2 separate regions of the Homo sapiens genome follow, and region 2 is linked to region 1. A link is a contact called in ENCODE Hi-C or POLR2A ChIA-PET data. All regions are on one chromosome and are shown on one strand. Each heading gives the region's core, a stretch centred on a gene start or an enhancer-like site at or near the end of the contact. The rest is flanking DNA. Distances are from core to core; before and after follow the strand shown. Region 1 overlaps CLMP (CXADR like cell adhesion molecule). Region 2 has its middle 18 kb from the start of CLMP.

Region 1 (4,914 bases), core at 803-3,302:
TAGACCATAAGCTCTCTGTAGGCATGGTGCTGATCTGATTCTTCTTTGCATCCTCTGTAGTGGCTAACATGTGGTACTCAGTGGGTACTTGTTGAATGGACAAGTGAATGACCCACTTTGTCCTAAACCTCAAGGCAGGACTTAGAGCTGAGCATAGCACTACCCTTGTGTCTGTCACACCACATGCCACATATAAAGTATTAGTATATGACACCCAAAATGGTGATTCTCTGTGTGTAATATAAATAGAACCAGGGAGATGCATACACTGTCTCCTTCACATGCACTGTTAACTCCAAGCAAAGGTAAGGCTTGGCCTGACAGATTGTCACTGGTAAGGCTGCTTCTGGGGTCAGATATAGCTCCCACCTCCAACAGCCCCAGCTGGTGCTAAGGAGCCAGGAGAGAACAGGCATTCAAAGTGAGAGGGAATAGTTACCAGCATGGGGGTGGAATCTCAGCAACTAGGGTCCCACTGGCTCAGTCTCAACCTTCAAAGGAAGCCTGTGGAGTAGTGGTGCCTGCGGGCCACCAGCCTACCATTTCCCTTCCAGAGATACTCATTCCTTGAACAAAACGCCCAAATGGTTAAGCTTCCTTGGGTCACTCAAAGAGGAATCTTTATACATCAAAGTGTGATTTCAAATACAGACATGCCTAAATGAGTGTTTCTCAATTTTTTTTTTATTTCAGGAACTAGTGTAATTTCAAAAATAAACTTGGGCACAAAATCAGGGGCTCACTTTTAGAATATTATTGACTATAGTTTTAAACCAAAATACAAACTACCATCCTGCTGTTAAAATTATTCCTAAAAAGAAGCAGAATTTCAAAAACAAAGATAAAAAGGCAGTTGGCAACCATTCATGGACAGCTCTCTGTTTCCAATAGCTAACACTTAGTGAGTGCTAAATGTACACTAGACACTATTCTAAGTATTTTAATAACACCTTATTTTATACACATGCAGATTACATCATCTATATTTTTTCTTACTCCCCTGTGAGGCAATGAAAATGTCAAGGACCAGTGGCCTAAGTTTACACTCTAGTGCTAGGGAATGGCTAGCATTTGGTAACTAACTAAAATAAGATTTCTTGAGGCAACTCACAGCTGCAGGAGTCAAAACTTCTATGAATCTTCAAGTTTCCACCTGATGCAAAGGCCAGGATGTGATCTTTCAGAGTGAGCTCTTTCTATGCAGGATCTAGATGACAAACATCTTCCTCTCAAGTTTCTTCAATATATGGAACCCATTGAGTTGACACGGAGACTCATAAGCTTGCAGCCTTTGTCAACCAATGCAATGCCTCAAATAAATAATAATTGAGCCAAAGCTAAAATACTTCAAACTGTATTTTTGCATAAAAGATAAAGGAAAAGCAAGCTGGGCGTGGTGACTCACACCTGTAGTCCCAACTACTCAGGAGGCTGAGGAGGGAGGATCTCTTGAGCCCGTCAGCCTGGGTGATATAGTGAGACCTTGTGATATTCTTTGGCTCTGTGTCCTCACTCAAATCTCATCTCAATTTGTAATCCCCACCTGTCAAGGGAGGGACCCGTAATCCCCACATGTTGAGGGAGGAAGGTGACTGGATCATGGGGTGGTTCCCCCCATGCTGTTCTCATGATAGTGAGTGAGTTCTCGTGAGATCTGTTGGTCTTATAAGTGTTTAGAAGTTCCTTCTTTGCTCTTCTCTCTCTTGCTGCCTTGTGAAGGTGTCTGCTTCCCCTTCCACCGTGATTATTAGTTTCCTGAGGCCTCCCCAGCTACGCAGAACTGTCAATTAAACCTTTCTTTATAAATTACCCAGTCTCAGGGAAGTTCTTTATAGCAGTGTGAAAATGGACTAATACACCCCGTCTCTTAAAAAAAATTTTTTTTAATAAGTCAGGCATGGTGGTGCAGGCCCACAGTCCCGGCTACTAGAGAGACAGAGGCAGGAGGATCACTTGATCTCAGGAGTTTAAGGCTGCACCAAACCGTGATTGCATCACCATACTCCAGCTGGCGTGACAGAACGAGATCTTGTCTCTAAAACACCAAAGAAAAGCTACCACTTTTGCAATAGAGAGCCCCTTTCCCCTCTTTCCTTGCCTCTGCTTCCAAAATACAGGCATTAACATTCCACTAGTATGTTTCACAATGAGCACACACCAGATGGCTTTAATCCAGGGAAGGAATGCTGGGTTGAGTAACAGGGTGATGAATTAAATAACCCTTAGATAACCATTTAAAAAATCCTAAGTGCTTCCTAATTTCTAGATTAAAGAAAATTCATGGGGCCTTAAAAAAGAGAGAATATAAAGGACATTAGGTTGCCACCTCTAGACAGAAGGGCCTTTAGAAGATGGATAGACCAGCAAGGTCAGCCATTGCAAAAGTCTCCCCAGAGACCAGACACATCTTCCAAAGGAGGAAGGAGGCAGCAAGTGGGCAAGTGGGAGGCTCTTTTATTTATTTTTTCAGTGCTTAACAAAACAACTCAAGGAGACCCAATGTCAGGCCTAGATATGAAATATTATATTTTGGGAGATAGAGCTTTAGTGTCCAGATGGAAGAGAAGCTGGATTCAGGATAGGATGTCGCCTAGTCCAGATGATCTTTGCCTATGCCATCCCTTCCCATTAACCATCTTGTTTCCCTGAATAAGAAGGAAGGAAACAATCAGAATTTCCTATTATACATAGTATGAAACAGAACACTTTTAAGCTATTTCCTGTTCCCAAAAGAACTGATGTGGAGGGAGATATGAGGTAGCACAGTGCAGTAGAAGGAGCATGTAATTACGTGTAGGAAGAGCTTGCTCTGAAGGACAATGTCTTGGCCTCTATGTAAGGTGGAAAGGTTAAGGTTAAACTTAAGAAGTTTAAATTTCTAAGCCTGGAATTTTTATTTTTTGTTTTATTAAAAAAAATTTTTTTTGAAACAGGGTCCCACCTGTTGCCCAGGCTGGAATGCAGTAGCGAGATCACAGCTCACTGCTGCCTCAACTTCCCAGACTCAGGTGGTCCTCCCACCTCAGCCTCCCAAGTAGCTGGGACTACAGGTATGCACCACCATGCCCAGCTAATTTTTTGGATTTCTTGTAGAGATGAGATTTCACCATATTGCCCAGGCTGGTCTCGAACTCCTGAGCTCAAGCGATCCACCCACTTTGATCTCCCAAACTGTTGAGATTACAGGTCTGATCCACAGCACTCAGCCCAGGCCTGGAATTTTTTTTTGATGTGGTGAAGGAGTGCGGCATCCTGGACAGAGCTGTTATTTATCAGCTCTGTGATCTTAGGCAAGTCACTTATTCCTGAGCTTCAGTTTCCTCATCTGCAAAACAAGGACACTAACTCCCATTTTACAGAGGAGGATGAGGCTCTTAGAGGTTAAGAAATGTGGCCAAAGTCACAAACTAGTATATACCTTATTGCCAAGCCTGTGCTCTTTTCCTTAATCACCCCAAACCTCAAGATGAGATCATATGCATTAAAATATTTTGTAATGAGCCAGGCACTATGCAGTCATTCCCTTGTGGTTATTACACGCAGACTTCCATCTGGCATGTATAAAAAGGAATGTCGGCCCACATCTACATGTGTCCATGAATGCATTCATGTAAGACTGTGTGTTACAAATAGAAGTCACTTTGTGGTCTGACTGGCTTGAGAATACTTTTGGAATAACAGGATAGAACAGGGACTCTCCAAGAAAACCCAGGCTATGTGCTGGCTCCAGCCATAAAACAGTCTCATATCATGGGAAATTACACATGCTGTCATATCAGCACTGCAGCTGGCACTGGCTTGTTCCCAACAGGGGATCTTACCTACCATCCTGTCCCAGAACCGAGCTCTTTGTAAGAGATTAAAGCAAACCATATCTGCTTTTACTAATAATTGTTCTAGAGAAGTCTAGGAAAAGAGGATGTTAACCTTGAGAGTGAAGCTCTGGGTTTGTATCTAAGGGTGCAAGGTGTGACATCTCATGCATCCTGAAAAGGTGTCATGCAAAATGGTGACAAGGAAAATACTATGGCCCTTATAGAAACATCCCTCTGGAAGTGCTCATACATTATTAGTGGGGTGCAAACAGCACAAACCTCTTTAAAAAACATTTAAAAGTCAGCTTCAGGAATTTTAAAACCATTCATAGCCTTGGCCCAATAATTCCATTGTTAGAAATCTATGCTAAGGACATAATAAAATACAATGTAAAAAAATGTTTATTGGCTGGATGTGGTGGCTCACACCTGTAATCCTAGCACTTTGGGAGGCCAAGGCAGGTGGATCACTTGAGCCCAAGAGTTTGAGACCAGCCTGGGCAACACGGCTAAAACCTGTCTCTACAAAATAATTAACAAAAAATTAGCCAAGTATAGTGGCTCACGACTATAGTCCCAGCTACATGGGAGGCCGAGATGGGAGGATCACCTGAGCTCAAGAGGTTGAGGCTGCAGTGAGCCAAGGTGGTGCCATTGCACTACAGCCTGGATGACTGAGAGAGGCCCTGTCTAAAAAAAAGCAAATAAATAAACAATAAAAGTTTATTGCAACATAAACACTGGCACAAATTAACATCTCAAAATAAGAAAGTGGCTAAGTAGGCTGGGTGCGGTGGCTCAAGCCTGTAATCCCAGCACTTAGGGAGATCGAGGCAGGTGGATCACAAGGTCAGGAGATCGAGACCATCCTGGCTAACATAGTGAAACACCGTCTCTACTAAAAACACAAAAAATTAGCCAGGCGTGGTGGTGGGTGCCTGTAGTCTCAGCTACTCGGGAGGCTGAGGCAGGAGAATCACTTGACCCCAGGAGGCACCTGGGCAACAGAGCGAGACTCCATCTCAAGAAAAATAAAATAGAAAGAAAGTGGCTAAGTAAATTAGGATTCATGAATCTATATAATCAAATATAACACTGC
Region 2 (4,914 bases), core at 752-3,251, 39 kb before region 1:
TGGCAAAACCCTATCTCTACTAAAAATACAAAAATTAGCCAGGTGTGTTGGTGTGCGCCTGTAATCCCAGCTACTTAGGAGGCTAACGCAGGAAAATTCCTTGAACTCAGGAGGCGGAGGTTGCAGTGAGCTGAGATCAGCGCCATTGTACTCCAGCCTGGGTGACACAGCGAGACTCCATCTCAAAAAGAAAAAAAAAAAAGGAAAAGAAATATAATAAGGAGAGCACTTGCCTTACCAGATACTAAATATATTCTAAAGTTACATTAACATAAATCATACAGTACTCATGCAATAAACAGACAGATCATGGCATGGGGAGAAAACTTAAAAAACAAACACAAGTACATATGGCAAATTAGTGAATAATCAAGCTGAGATCTCCAATCTGTGGAAAAAGATTATTTTATAGACAGCTTAGGGACAATATGGGAACCATTTGGGAAAAAATAAAGTTGAAATCATATTTTGTATCTAACACCAGAATAAACTCCAAATGAATCAAAGATTTATATGTGAAACATGGGACCATAAACTTACCAAAAGAAACCTGGGAGGGTTCTTTCTCATCATCCCAGTTGGGGAAAACCTTTCTAACTCTGACAGAAAACTAGAAGCCATAGAAAGAAATATTGACAAATTCGACAGCATCAAACAAAAGTCCACATAGTAAAACCACCATAAACAAAGTTTTTTATTTTTTAAAAAAGACAATCTAGGGGAAGATGATATTTACCACTTATATCACAGACTAGTGAGCGAATAGAAAAATTGGCAGTGGATATGAAAAGGCAGTTCCCAGAAAAAGAAATTATTCTCAAATATATTTTAAAAGCTTCATCTCATTATTAACTAAAGAAATGCAAGTAAAAACTATGAGATACCATCTCCCATCTCGAAGTTGAAAAATGTCAAAATACACTCTGTTGTGGTGTTGGCAAGGGCTCTGGAACATTCCCGGCAGAAGTGGAAATAAATTGATACAACCTTGCTGGAGAGTAATTTCTCAAAAACGTCAGAAATTATAAATGTATATGTTCTTTGACCAACCAATTTCATTTCTGGGCATTTATCTCATGTATATATGTATATATCTATATGTGTGTGTATATATATATGTATATATATACATATACACACATGCAAAACTATATATGTACACAGTTATTCAATGCATCATTGCTCATTATATCAAACAATAGTGAACAACTAAATATCTATTAATAAGATCCACTTTGAGGCATTTAGATCATACACACACATAAATAAAATAATGGTTAAATTATGGTAAACCTATCCAGTGGAATAGTATATAGCCATAAAACAATGAGGGAGGTTTTTTTCAGTTTTTTGTTCCTTATGCACTAAAATTCAATAACCTCCAGAATATATTGTTAAGTGAAAGGAGGAAGTTGCAGGACAATGATATGAATATTCGTTCTACTATTTGTAGAAAAAAACAAACAAAAAGAATATATACACATATTTGAAGGTATATGTAAAATTAAATGGTAGAAGTCATACATGTTGTCTTGGAGAAGAAAACTGGGTGCCTGGGATAGTGATGGGAGCGAAATTTTCACTATATACCCTTTGAACTTTTGAATTTGAACCATGCGGATGTATTATCCACTTTTTAAAAATCAGTAAATACAATTTTAAAAGAATTTACAGGATACCAAGAGTGAGAAGACAAGCAAAAATAATAGTTGTGCCTAAAATGCGTAAACATCAGTGCGCAAACAGACTCGGCGTGGGCTCCCGATCAGCAGATGGAAGAGAAAAGTGCGACTTCAGTAGCATAATATGATGGAAGGAGCTTGGAATGCAAAGCTTTCAAAGCATAATTTCCCGAAAAGACTTAAAAACATAATTCTCTTCCAGAATAAAATGAGCACTTGTCAAAGATGTCATTTAATTTATTAATCCATAAAGGGAATCAGTAAGATGGGAAAGCTGACGCCAAGAGCAATTGAGGAAGCAGGGTTTTTATAGCCCGTAGGGAAAGGCGCACCGCAGGAAGTTTTTTAAAGTCAGGGACAAATCTAGTTAATGTTCCACAGGGCAATAAAAGTATAGATTACACTTGCTAATGGACAGAAATCATTTGCTTCCCTACCGGATCCATATCTACAGGTTAACAGGCAACTTCACAGAGCTGAGCCCTTAATTGCAAATAACAAGGTCAGTTGGGATATTTATTATCCTGGAGACAGAATCAACTACACAATTTGCTGGACCCAGTGCAAAAAAAATTCAGAGGCCTTTGTTCAAAAATTTTGAAGAATTTAGGTCGGGCATGGTGGCTCATGCCTGTAATTCTAGCACTTTGGGAGGCTCTGGCAGAGAGATCACTTGAGGTCAGGAGTTCAAGACTAGCCTGGCAAACATTGGTGAAACCCCGTCTCTACTAAAAATACAAAAATTAGCCGGGTGTGGTAGCAGACGCCTGTAACCCCAGCTACTTGGGAGGCTGAGGCAGGAGAATCACTTGAATCTGGGAGGCCGAGGTTGCAGTGAGCCGAAATGGTGCTACTGAACTCCAGCCTGGAAGACAGGAGTGAAACTCTGTCTCAAAAAAAAAAAAAAAAAAAAAGAGAATTTCAAGACAGCAACAGCTGAGCATTAAACAAATGAGGGGCCCCCCTAAACTCAGGGTTCTGAGTTTAGGATAATGATGGCACAGGTTGCATGCCCAGGAAGCTGACTTTGCCTACAGAACTAAATAATCTTTAGAAGAGTTTTTAAACAGTGCCCCAGTGTGACACTGAGAGAACACGCAGTCACTCTCCCCCTTTATTTCCAAGTTTTGGATAATTTTTCTTTAGAGAGTCAAAAGAACCACTTCCTAGTTGTGTGGTTTTGGGCAAGTTACTTAACCTCTGCCATGCTCCATCACTTGGCTGGTAGATGAGAATTATAAATAATCCTTGCCCTGTATAATTCATGGGGTTTTAATGATTACTAAATAAGACAGGCATTTGACAGTTTTGTGCAATAAGTTTTATACAAACCTTTGCAAATGCTTTGTATCAGCATGTAGTTTTGGCATCCCAGCCTGGTATTCTTATAGATTCTCTTTGGAGAGTCAGTTCTCCTAGCTTAGTCGGAGAAATCTTCCTGGGAAAAAAATGACCTTCAATTTCATTGTAAAGAGAAGAAGAGACATGATGTGGTTGTCAGAAGGTGATAGCTTGTCTCAAACATAAGTGACTGTTTGGACAAAAGCTTGGAGAAAGGAAAGGGTGAGCCCATCCCAGGAGACCATGAAATAGCCAGCCTCACGGGCTGACAGGAAATAAGAGATGACCAGTCAGGTGGGCGGAGATCCCAGAACCCTAACAGCTCATCGATCCCCGGGAACATCGGGCAGCTCCCGTCACATTCTCCCCAAATACTCCTAAGGACGGGAGAAAGAAAATACCTCTTTAAATAGGCCACTAGAATTGGGACACGTCTTTAAATTCTTGTGTTTATCTTCATAAATTCATTAAAATTTTACATTCTATTTCATCATATACTCACAATTATTTTAATACTAAAAATAGCAATCCCCCCTGAAAAAAAAGTCTTTGGTAAAATTGAATCCCATCAAGGTGTTCCATAAATCTTCTGTAGTTCCCCTAATCCAAGAGGCTGAAGTAACCCAGTCTGAAAAGCACTGTGCTATTAGCACCTTTCTGTGGCGTTGCTTATGACACCTCGATGACAAAGGCACAAAAGAGTCCACGCTTGGCTGAGGCCCTCTTGGCACTTTAGGGACTGGGAATCCTTGGATGGGGATCAAAAGAAGACATGCCTTGAGCAGAGACTCCACTCCCCAGCCACGGTCATGCCCAGACTTCTCGACAGCCGTTTCCCTTTGCGTACACTCCCACCCAAGTGCCGTCGGCCTCACCTCTTCTTGACTGGCTTAAGGATATGTATGACTACTTGAGTTTTTCCAAATTTCCTTCACCCTCCTTCCTTTGCCCCTCTAGTTTTTCTGCTCCATAATTGGGCATGGAAGTGGAGCAGAATAAAGGGAGCAGAGCAAGGGGAAGGGGAGCTGCAGACTCAGAACAGAGGGATTTCCATGAGAAGGGGGGTTGGGGAACCAGAGCAGTCTCCATCCACAATCTGTGACTTGCAGACCACCCAGACTCCAAGCCTCCCAGCTCCTGCCTACTGCACTAAGCCTCTTGAACCGTGCACATATTTCTGCTCTCCAGAGCTTTACCCGCCCCCCAGAGTAGAATATTATTTGTTTATCATTAGGATCAGGCTGCTGGATGCAGAACACACTCTAGGAAGCACAGACTGCAGCCCTTTTATTTTTAACTGATCCAGGGATGAGCTTCTTTTGCATTGCCCTTTGTTAGAGTCTGCATATGTTGCACGGAGACTTGGTGACAATTTTAAGGGGCAAAATAAGTGACTGCTTCTTTGTGTTTAAAAGAGGAATTGGTCGGGCGCGGTGACTCACGCCTGTAATCCCAACACTTTGGGAGGCCGAGGCAGGCGGATCACGACGTCAGGAGATCGAGACCACAGTGAAACCCCGTCTCTACTAAAAATACAAAAAAAATTAGCCAGGCGTGGTGGCGGGCGCCTGTAGTCCCAGCTACTCAGGAGGCTGAGGCAGGAGAATGGCGTGAACCTGGGAGGCGGAGCTTGCAGTGAGCCGAGATCACGCCACTGCGCTCCAGCCTGGGCGACAGAATGAGACTCCGTCTCAAAGAAAAAAAAAATAAAAAAATAAAAAATAGAAAAAAAGACAGGAATTAAGCTGGGCATTGTAGCTCATGCCTGAAATCCCAAAATTTTCTATTGCTGAGGAGGGAGGATTACTTGAGTCCAGGAGTTTAAGGCCAATCTGGGCAACATAGAGAAATCCCCATCTTTAAATTTAAAAAAAATAATAATAAATACATA

The links. Hi-C counts contacts between places; a loop is a spot of excess contacts on that map. ChIA-PET counts read pairs that join two places held with the same protein, here RNA polymerase II (POLR2A).
Region 2: a loop to region 1 is called in a map with no recorded cell type, with 7 times the contacts of the local background. The contact joins two enhancer-like sites. A Hi-C loop is called at or near these places in 1 of 37 single-sample maps with no recorded cell type. POLR2A ChIA-PET finds 5 or more read pairs at or near these places in 6 of 52 experiments (A673, AG04450, Caco-2 and 3 more).

What each region holds. Positions count from the first base shown.
Region 1 is chr11:123,172,094-123,177,007 of GRCh38, reverse strand. All of the region lies in intron 1 of CLMP (CXADR like cell adhesion molecule), which reads left to right. Among named protein-coding and RNA genes, the nearest start is that of CLMP, 21 kb to the left of the region's middle. Within about 2 kb of position 2,052, at least 13 of the 41 ENCODE cell types and tissues checked have a DNase peak (open chromatin) inside an H3K27ac peak, as active enhancers do; they include A673, where a contact is called at or near this core.
Region 2 is chr11:123,210,583-123,215,496 of GRCh38, reverse strand. No RefSeq gene overlaps it. Among named protein-coding and RNA genes, the nearest start is that of CLMP, 18 kb to the right of the region's middle. Within about 2 kb of position 2,001, at least 2 of the 41 ENCODE cell types and tissues checked have a DNase peak (open chromatin) inside an H3K27ac peak, as active enhancers do; they include A673, where a contact is called at or near this core.